Linked DNA regions of Mus musculus: region 1 is linked to region 2. A link is a loop called in an ENCODE intact Hi-C map of the cell type or tissue named here. Cell type or tissue: gastrocnemius. All regions are shown on one strand. Links, peaks and the distances in the headings refer to the core of each region. The heading gives the core; the rest is flanking DNA. Region 1 overlaps Chrm3 (cholinergic receptor, muscarinic 3, cardiac). Region 2 overlaps Chrm3 (cholinergic receptor, muscarinic 3, cardiac).

The links. A loop is a pair of places that touch in the nucleus more often than their neighbours do. Peaks named below come from ENCODE experiments on the same cell type or tissue, not always from the same donor. Only the 100,000 strongest peaks of a DNase experiment are listed, where the experiment ranks them.
Region 1: a loop joins it to region 2, with 3 times the contacts of the local background. A loop is called at or near these places in 2 of 42 quality-filtered maps.

The regions. Positions count from the first base shown.
Region 1 is chr13:9,975,516-9,980,897 of GRCm38, forward strand. The region is part of intron 4 of Chrm3 (cholinergic receptor, muscarinic 3, cardiac); the gene reads right to left. Among named protein-coding and RNA genes, the nearest start is that of Gm40665, 180 kb to the left of the region's middle. In gastrocnemius, for the core only: a CTCF peak has its summit at 3,101; no DNase peak of the experiment used is centred there.
Region 2 is chr13:9,879,969-9,885,350 of GRCm38, forward strand. All of the region lies in intron 4 of Chrm3 (cholinergic receptor, muscarinic 3, cardiac), which reads right to left. Among named protein-coding and RNA genes, the nearest start is that of Gm40665, 86 kb to the left of the region's middle. In gastrocnemius, for the core only: a CTCF peak has its summit at 2,490 (motif pointing right); DNase peaks (open chromatin) are centred at 662 and 2,525; H3K4me3 peaks cover 291 bases; H3K27ac peaks cover 441 bases.

The DNA of each region.
Region 1 (5,382 bases), core at 276-5,275, 96 kb after region 2:
TGTAAAGCAAAATAATGGACCACATGTAATTCTCTCATACATGGACCAAAAGACATAAATTATATTTTTTATTAGATGGAACTTATGAGTTGAACTCTAACCAGGGCACTTACAGATCTGAGACAAAATGAGGAAAGACAGAAAATATTTCACGTCAGTATCCAAATGCAGCTGATTGTGAAGCCAACGAAATACTCTCTATCTGGCATAAGCGTATTGCTGGAACCCCAGGCTCATTCATGGTAAACAGAGGCAAAATTTTCCATTCACTTCTCCAAGGCTCCTCTCCTCACAGAAGCAGCACCCCTTCCAGTCCCCTGTAACATTCCTATTTAAGGGCTTGACGCCCAAACTCCAGAGAGGGTGGATTAGAAGGGATTCCTTGCCAAAATAATGCTGTAAAAGTGCTGCAACGGCTTTTAAGCAGGGTGTCCTTTTTCTTAAGTTGTGTGAATCTATAAACATTATTCTTGCTATAAACCTATAAAACTAAAACCTGTTAATAAAAGGGCCAGAGAATAATTATTTACAAGCACATCTTAAGGAGTTCCAGCTACTTTTCTTTTTGTAAGGAGATGAAGAGGAATCGCAGTCTTAAAGATTAGAGGATCATAGCATCTTCTAGCCCAGTAAAATGTATCCTGTCTCAGAGAACTCACGGGGTTAACGACCAACATTTGTAATCTGTAGCCAAACCCTTGTCTTTTGCTTTTGGGTTCAAATACCCAATTGTGATTGCAAATAGGAAATTATTATGTAAGGGTCAGAGAGATGTCTTAGTGGCTGAGGCACTTGCTGTATAAACTTGAGACCCTCATTTGGAGTCCCCATGGCTCAGGTGAAGAGCTGCCACAGTAGCACGTGCTGTATGTAATTCTTGTGCTTCAGCATTCTTCTGGGGAGATTGGAATCAGAGACAGAAGAACCCCAGAAGCCAGAGGGCCAGCTTGCCCAGGGCTTGTAGAGAGAAAAATGAAGAGAACATACTCAGAGGGAGGTAGAAAGTGTAGGCTTGGTTCAAGAGGTTATTCTCTGACCTCCATACATGTTCCTTGGTATATGTGTGACACATGTGTGCATGCACACACACACAGAGTGAGACACACACATATCCACACACACATATACATATCAACACATACACACAGTGGAAACAAATTATATAAATGGGAATTTTCATCATTATCACCATCAAAACCTGCAAGGCACCCCAAGCCCTGTGGAATATTCTCAGACCAGGAAACAGCTTTGCAGTCTTGGCAGGTGCTATACTCAAAACAGAATGGGTACTTTCTTTGGGTTTTTCCATGAATAGTTTATTATTATTTTTATTACTTTAAAGATAATAGAAGGCACCTAATATTGCCAAAAGCTGGGTGTTTGTGGGAGGGCAAGGGGATGTATTACAAACTTTCCAGTCTAGACTGGTTTCTAACTCTGAGTGTAGCCAAGGATGACCTTGAATTCCTAATCCTCCGGCCCCCATTTCCCAAGTGCTGGGGTTATAGGCACGCATCATGACACCTAGTTTATTTGCTATTGGGGGAACCAACCAGGGTTTCGTGCATGGTATTAGGCACTCTACCAACTAAGGCTCACCCTCAGCTCTAACATGTATATATTCAAAGGCAGACATAGTATTGTGCCCCGTCCTAAAGGAGGCACTGTAGCTATGGCTAGACACTGAGCACACTCACAGCCACAAGCCATCATTCCTGAAACCCAGTGTATCTTGCTGACTAATCCATCCGCCTCTCTCAGTTTAATCCTTGCAGTCAATCCAATTCTCTTGTTAAGCACACCCATCTGCTGCTGTTGGGTCAGCAACTGTAATCTCTGCCTGGTCACAGATGTGCATGCTCTGTAGTGCCATCCCACAAGAGGCAAGAAGTCTGTTTAACATCTCGATGCCCAAGTCATTTTATAAGTGAAAGGGGCCAGGGCAATGGAAGGTAGGAGGTTCTTATGAGAACAGCAGAAATTCTGAATGGAGACTACCCTGGTGGCTCAAAGTTTGGCAAAGGGCACCAGTGCCAGTTGAGGGCTTATTGCAACATCTTAGCATTTCTCTCAGAGCTTTGCAGACAGGAGCCTATGAAAGTAGTTGTGGCAAAGGTGTCTGAGAAGCCTAGGTTACCTCACAGCTTGGAGAATCAAAAGCTTTTAAAACATAGGCTCTGGCTCCCGAAGACATCTTCTACCCCTCCCCCACCTTTAAAATGTGAGAGAGAAATAGCAACTATTAGCATCCTAGGAAGAAACAGAATAGAGGCAAACCTCTTTAGAATTAACCAATAAGGGAAATCAAGTGCTTTGAAGTTTGCACAGTTAATAAGAATGATGATGCTAATTATAATCTTCCTTGGAGAGTGTTTTACACTCTGTGAAGCATCTTAAAGTACCCAAGTTCATTTAGTCACTACAAGAATGTGATGAGACAGATGGCATTTCTATTCCTATTATTCAGAAAATGCAATTAAGAGACATCTTTCCCTGTCCCTGTCCCTGTCCCTGTCCCTCTCCCCTCTCCCCCTCCCCTCCCCCTCCTCCTCCCCCTCCCCCTCCCCCTCTCTCCTTTTCCTTCTCACCACAGTTCCTGGCTTCTGCTTAAGCAGAGGCTTTAGAAACATGGAGGAAGGGGCGCTGAGGAAAAGTCTCAGACGGCAAAAACAATTGTCTTCAAAACATGAGGATCCCAGTTCAAATCCCCAGAACCCACATAAAAAGCTGAGCGTGCATGGCTTTTACCCAGGCATTATGGGTAGCACAGAGAAGCAGATTTTGAGAGCTCACAGGCTAAGTAGCCTATGCGCCTTCATCTGCCTCTCATTCTCCTAATTCTTCATGGTTTGCATTTGTCACACCTGTTTATGAGCTCCTTCAGATAAATAAGCCAAGTTCCTTACTCATGGGTCTGCAGTATACAGAGTTTGCCTGCTTAGTTTGTACATCAGTGAATGGTTCGCAGAGAATGGTATACTTTCCAAATCTTGCTCACACTTGTGAGTTGTGCTTCACAATTAAGCTAGCCATGTTTTTTGCACACTAGGGGCCAGATGGTCAGAGGATGGCAAGCCACTCTGCCCTCTGTCTGGCCCTCACTGCATTACACCCATCAAAATATGTGTCCTTATCTGCTCGTTTGCAAGTTTTCAAAGAGAAGTCCAGTGTGTCATGAACCACAGGAGACTTCCATGTAGACTAGCTCTTACTCATGTGTGTGTGTGACTGTAGAGGTCAGAGAACACCACCAGCGGTTCTTTTTCAACCCTTCAGCTTGGTTTTTGAGACAAGGATAACTCACTCAGACCTGGAACTCACCAAGAAAAGCTAAGCTGGAAGGCCTACAAGCCGATGGGGTCCACTTGTCTGTACCTCTCCTTTGCTGGTGTTACTGTTATTTTTGTGTGAGTGTGTAGCATTTTTTATTGGGTATTTATTTCATTTACATTTCCAATGCTATCCTGAAAGTCCCCCACACGCTCCCCCACCCACTCTCCCACCCACTCACTCCCACTTCTTGTTCTGATGGCTGAACTCAGGTACTTGTGTTTGCATGGCAAGCACCACACCAACTGATCCATCTCCCCGTCCAGACAACTCTCATTCTCAGTGTTTATTTCACATCTAAAGAGAGTGAGGGGAACTGTCAGGAGATGCTTTTGGAACTGTGGAAGAGTAAGAGGTAGAGAAGAGTTAAGGACTTTGGAGGGGACTTAGCAAGAACTACTAGTATTAAGGGCAATATGAGGACACCACGAAAATAACATTTGATGGAGAGGAGCTTGTGGACATCCCAGACAAGGACAGAATTAAGGGAAAATATCTGAATATGAATTGAGATGGAAATAAGAAGTATTGTAACAGGTGAGGGAAGATGGGTTTGAAGAATTACCATGTGTCTGTGGCCATGTCCTAAGCACCAATTGGTGGAGCAGAACTGCTGACCAGGCTGAGCTGGAGCATTTGAGGAGGAGCTTGCATTGTCTGCATGGACCAAACAACTACAGAGTGAAGCTGTCAAGACACTTCACCGTCATTTGTCTCCCTGGAAACCCAAATGCTAAATAAACTCCCTTAAAAACTAAAGGCAGTTCTAATGCAGATGTAGACAAACATGAGCAGTGATGAGCAACAGGGGAAATGGGAACAAGATGGCTCAAATGTCCCCACCTTGGGGGATTTCCTAGAAGAAAATGTGATCCAGAAAATGCACTGGTCTTTGTTTTTTGTTTTTGTGTTAGTTTGTTTGTGTGTTTTTGTTTGTTTGTTTGTTTGTTTTTTTGCAAAGAAAGAGCAATTTCTGTATTGTGGTCCATTATATAAATAACTGGAGGACATTCAAGGATAATAACCATGCATCACAAGAAAGAAGTCAATTTCCCCACATTGTAGTGGGCATCTCATTCTTTACTTCCAAGTTTGATTCAGCTTCTGTTTCATAATATGCGTCCTCTCTTCAGAGCCACTGGCCTTTGCAATATCTCAAAAGGTGTCAATTTTGTAATGGCACCTTCTGGGGATTTTCACAAGAAAACCATAAAGCTGTCATCACTAAGGAAAACCAAACATTCCTGGAAAGGCAGGATGTTGCCACTCTCCCATTACCATAATTTCTATCAATTTCTAATGCCAAGGCCATAAATACTCAGAGAACCATAATGTAAAAGGTGAATTGGTCTGTTTTCCATTTCCTGCAAGTCCCAGGAAGACAAAATGATAGTCTGTCAGCTGCTGTACCAATGGCTGTTTCCACAGAATTGGAATTCTTTACGTGCTATTCTGACAGTGTGGTTGCCCGAGTCTTCAGTAGTTGTTCTCAAAAGGAAGGTCTCCTGCTTTTGGACTTTAATTAGTGCAGGTCTGCTTGCTTGTTAATATGAACATTCTCTTAGACAGCTTGCATCATGTGACTTGTTAAACCTTCTGGCTTCCAGACTAGAGTTGAAGGACTTATCTTCAAGAACTCAGTGCATGTTTAAATGTCACAATGACCAGGCACCACATGAAATTCAAGGCTTTTGTTATTTCCACTGAGAAAAAGGAGAGCAATTCTCAGAATCCTTGTTTAATATCCTGAGAAATATGTGTGTGTGTGTGAAGGCTAGAGGTTAATGCTGTATATCTTCCTCAATTACTTCTCCACCTTATTTTCTGAGACAGAATCTCTCACTGAACCTAGAGTTTACCAACTGGCTAGACCGACTGGCCAGCCAGTCCCTTGGACCCCCCTATATGGCCTCCTTAGTGCAGAGGTTGATACAGAAGAGCTGTCTACTCTTAGAATGGTGCATTGGAAAGCACAGGAAAGAATTCCTTCTTCACATGTCTTCTTTTTCTTTTTTTCTGAGATATTTTCTTTATTTACATTTCAAATGCTAT
Region 2 (5,382 bases), core at 64-5,063:
TCTGGAGTGTTCTTATTAAAGGTGTGTTTCACCACACCTAGTATAATTGGGCCTGAGGAATCTACTAGGCCCTTCCTGCATGGTGTGTGTGTGGGGGAATTAGAAAGTGAGCTACATCCTTAGCTCGTGACATCATATCTTTAAAACATTATTGAAATATGTGATATACTTATTTTTTATAACATTGGATAGCATGCTTATTTCTTATATACTTTCTGGAGAGACTTTATCTTCCTAGGGTCTCATTTTCTGCAAAGGTTCTTAGACACAGAATCTAAAAAAGTTTTTCTTTTTTTCTGCCAGGTTTGCACAGCAACCTTATTTACACATATTACCAGTTTAGTGCTACTCTGTGTCATGCACTAACACCCATGGCAAGGGTCCCTTGCCATTGTGGCATGGTTCAGGGTTCTGCTCTCATGGGAACGAATAATGTTCTGGTGTCTTGTTTTTTTGTCTTATGATGACCATGCGGATTTCATTACATAAAGAAACATAATATCCAGAAATCCCAAGGCTTCTTGTCTGTCGTCTCTCATCCTTTCTTGCTAAAGGGTGACAGATTCCTATGACTGGCTTTCTTTTGTGTCCAAGCTGACACTCTTCCAGCAAGGTTTGAGACAGGCATTTGTCACCTGGCCCCGAGTCCTTGACCACAGTCATGGACTTGACACATAGCCAAACAAAGTGCATCAGCTTGGCCAATGCATGTAGATGCTAGGAAGATAGAAAGGTCTTTCGTCTTTGGAGGTGCTGGGTGCTGTTCACCACCTTTGTATCTGTGTACAAAATCTGAGAGTAAGGGAAGGCAAATGGAAGATGAGGTAGCAGCAGGATGGGGTGAAACCCTGAGAAACAGATACAATCTGAGGACAGGCCTTTCAACACTAGACATAGCTACATCTGAATCAATAGAACCACTTCGACCTTGCATTTATACTACTTCTACTCCTCCTCCTCCTCCTCCTCCTCCTCCTACTACTACTACTACTACTACTACTACTACTAAAATCTCCCTTTGTTCCCTGCAGTTCTGAAGGAACAATTTGATTATCCATAGATAATGGCTCTTGATTCACCTATTTGGTTAAAGTAGCAAGTGAATATTCTAGGCTAGTCTACCTCTCTAATATATAACTTGAGGGTTATAGCTAATCCTAACTATACTTTTTTTTTTTTTTAACAAACAAGTGGATTTGAATTGCTCTGACCACACATGCAATAATCTGCTGTATCAGGTTATGTAAATCTGTGTCATGGTAGAAACCATTGACTCTTTTCATTTGTTGTGAATGCCAACTGTACAGAAATAAATTTGTTTAAAGTGTTTTTATTATATTTATTTATTAGCTTATCTTTTTTTGTACATGTGATATACATATTGTGGGTGCATATGCCATGGTGCATGGGTGGAGGTCAGAAGACAATCTGGGGGATTTGGTGCTCTCTTTCTACCATGTGGGTGCTGGGAATGTGCCTCAGGTCAACAGTGGTTGCAAGTGCCTTTGTGTGTTGATCCATCTCACTGGCTCTTGAAATTTGTTTTTAAAAAGTTAAAAAAAAATGAGTAGGACTAAAAGAAAATAATTTTGGCATCAGCAAATCTCCTTAAAATCACTTATTGTAAGCTGCTGTGTTTGGTCTGTGGAATCCAGAAGTCACAGCCTATGTGCTTACGATCTGTCCTACAACTGAGAGCAAAGACATGAATAAAGTCTTGTTTTTCTAAAGTCAGTCATGCAGGCAGTAAGAAATCCCTCCCTGCAGACAGTCACATGATATTTTATAAACTGAAAACAACTAGACTTGTTCAGTTGAGCAACAGTATCAAAGAATGTAAGAAATTTGGAAATAAGTCTCAGGTCAGCTATTTTCTTATAGCTTCTCTCGTCCTTCTGGTCCACAAAGCATATAGTCCTATCATCTATCCAGAAAAGTGAGCCGAAACTCTCAACTTTTAAACCTCTTACTTGGAAAGTCTAAGTTACTTCTTGCTCCCAGAACTCTAAATTATTTCTATTTCTTTATATTTTTAAATTAGATTTGCTTATTTTATGTGTGAATGTTTTGCTTGCACAGTCTGTGCACTACCGGTGTGTTTGGTGTTCAGAGAGGTCAGGAGAGTATATCCAATTCCCCGGGACTGTAGTTACAGAGGGCTGTGAACCAGCACACGGATGCTGGGATTCAAACCCATGTCCCATGCAAGAGCAGCAAGTGCTCTCAACCATGGAGCCATCTCTCCAGCTCTCTAATTCTATCTCCACTTTAATTATTCTTTTTCTTATCCTAATCGTGGGAAGTCTTTTGCAGTTTGCAACCATTTTTTTTGAAAGACCAGATACATGGTGTTTCCTCTTTGTAAATCTGGTATATGTCATATTCAGGGCTTATTTTGGGTCTCTGCTTTGGACAGGAGTGTGTCTGTTTTCTGTCATAGTTCATTACAACACTCAGCAGCTATGTCATCATGAATAGAAAGATCGCATCAGGCCACTAGGTGGCAAAGTTGACTCAAAGAACAACTTTGCTGCTGTAAGATGCCTAAGCAGCCTGCTGTCCCTGACCACAGACTTGGAATTCAGCTTAGTTCAGTCACGCGGTAGGTCGGTCGGCAGAGGATATCAAACAGGGTGGACAGAGCTTTCCACTCAAACATGTCTTTAAAGGGAATCAAACTTGTGAACCTAAGCCCTCATCTTCATCTCAAGCTGTGAGGAGGAGAGACGTTGCCTAATATGGTACAGTGATTCTTCTTGTGAACAAAACAATCCTGAAGGCTAAAAGTGGGATAAAATTCCACTTAAAAGGGAGAAAGCTTGTTTTTAAAAAGATGATGTATCAGACTTCCCGCCCGATTGCTGCCTTTCGTAAGCTTTTATTTGACCGTGACAACAGGATGTGAAAGGCTTGGCTGAGGCTTGTGAAATAACACCGTTTTACCTAAAAAACCAAACATCTAAGTAGGATAGTTGTGGATCTCCACAAACACCTTTCAGGCCTAGAACATTTTTTTATCAGTGTTTTTAGAGAAATGGAATGGAGTCAAAAGCAAACATGAGTAATTCTTTTCAAACACCAGAAAGACCCCTCTCATCGGAGCCAATTAGTGCAGTGTCCCCAGGGTTCTTAGAGGAGGGAAGACCTTTACGTAAGATCTAAGATTTATCTACTGTCTTTCTACATTCTGAAGGTCATTCAATGTCATCCCCTGTGACTGCTAGGCTTTTGTTGTTAAAGGGAAGCAGCTACACTTTGAGGAAATACCGCTTGATCTTACATAACCGTGGAATTCATTTTGCTTAAAGATCTCCTAGGGGTCAGGGGATGGCTCAGTTGGTAAAACACTGGGCACTCAAGAGTAAGGACCTAAGTTTGGATGCCCTACAATTCAAGTAAAGAAGGAGCACCATAGTGTGTATTCCTGTCATTCCTGCTCTCCTAGCGTGGCGGGATGGGACAGCAGGATCCATAGAAGCTGGCTCGCCAGCTAGCTTATTATATACAGCCACAAAAATAATAAGGGACTCTGTCTCAAGCAAGGCAGCAGGTGGGGACTGAAACCTGTGGTGGTCCTCTGACCTCCTTTTATTCTTTTTTTTTTAATTAGTTATTTTCCTCATTTACATTTCCAATGCTATACCAAAAGTCCCCCATACCCTCCCCCCCACTCCCCTACCCACCCACTCCCCTACCCACCCACTTCCACTTTTTGGCCCTGGCGTTCCCCTGTACTGGGGCATATACAGTTTGCGTGTCCAATGGGCCTCTCTTTCCAGTGATGGCCGACTAGGCCATCTTTTGATACATATGCAGCTAGAGTCAAGAGCTCCGGGGTACTGGTTAGTTCATAATGTTGTTCCACCTATAGGGTTACAGATCCCTTCAGCTCCTTGGCTACTTTCTCTAGCTTCTCCATTGGGAGCCCTGTGATCCATCCATTAGCTGACTGTGAGCATCCACTTCTGTGTTTGCTAGGCCCCGGCATAGTCTCACAAGAGACAGCTACATCTGGGTCATTTCAATAAAATCTTGCTAGTGTATGCAATGGTGTCATTCTGGCGGTTCCTCAGAAAATTGGACATAGTACTACCGGAGGATCCAGCAATACCTCTCCTGGGCATATATCCAGAAGATGCCCCAACTGGTAAGAAGGACACATGCTCCACTATGTTCATAGCAGCCTTATTTATAATAGCCAGAAGCTGGAAAGAACCCAGATGTTCCACCTATAGGGTTGCAGTTCCCTTTAGTTCCTTGGGTGCTTTCTCTAGTTCCTCCATTGAATTTAGTCATTTCTTTTCTTTTTTTTTTTTTTTTCAACCCAGATGCCCCTCAACAGAGGAATGGATACAGAAAATGTGGTACATCTACACAATGGAGTACTACTCAGCTATTAAAAAGAATGAATTTATGAAATTCCTAGCTATTTTTTTAAGGTCCACACTTAAAAGACTGTCTTTATAGCCAGACAGACATGTTCCACATATCTGATTTTCTTTAATATTCCCATTTGTTTGCACATTCCAACTGATACATCTCTATATGCAATTGTAACTTTGAAAAAACAAAACAAAAACTCAAAATCCCTCAAAGCGGAAGCAGTGCGTGATAGCCCCACTGTCTCCCTACCTTGGCTTTGAGGCAGGGTCTCTCTTGTTATTTCTGTCCTTGCTCTGCATACAACAGCTTCCCATTGATTTTTCTGTCTCCCCCAACTCAGTTCCTACTTTAGGGGCGCTCAAGCAGAAGCAGGAGAAGCTCTGCCACAGCCCCCCTCCCCCCCGAGAGTCCAGGATGTGTCCCCAACCCCAACAACTGGTAGGTCACAGAGCCCTCTGACCTTGCTTCCTTGTTAGAGAAAAATGCAGAACCCAACACTTGAGGACTGAACAGCAACGACAGGAAACACCTGATCCACACCCAGCCTGATCCACACCCAGCCTGATCCACACCCAGCCTGATCCACACCCAGCCTGATCCACACCCAGCCTGATCCACACCCAGCCTGATCCACACCTAGCCTGATCCACACCCAGCCTGATCCACACCCATCCTGATCCACACCCAGCCTGATCCACACCCAGCCTGATCCACACCCAGCCTGATCCACACTCAGCCTGATCCACAGTAGTTTCTCTAAGACAGGAAGATAAACAGAAGGCTCCTCTCTGATTGGCAGTGGAATGGATTTTTTCTAAGATTTATAAAAGCTCACTCTTTGTAGACTCTAACGTGATGGTTCTCTCTTCAGAAGGCTCTTCCCCTGGGGGAAACTTGGCAATATTGGGAGCTGTTACTCTTGTTATAACCTGAAGAGAATGTGTTCTGGGCATCTAGCAGGTAGATGCTAAGGATCTGTGGACAGAGGACAAAGTTCTG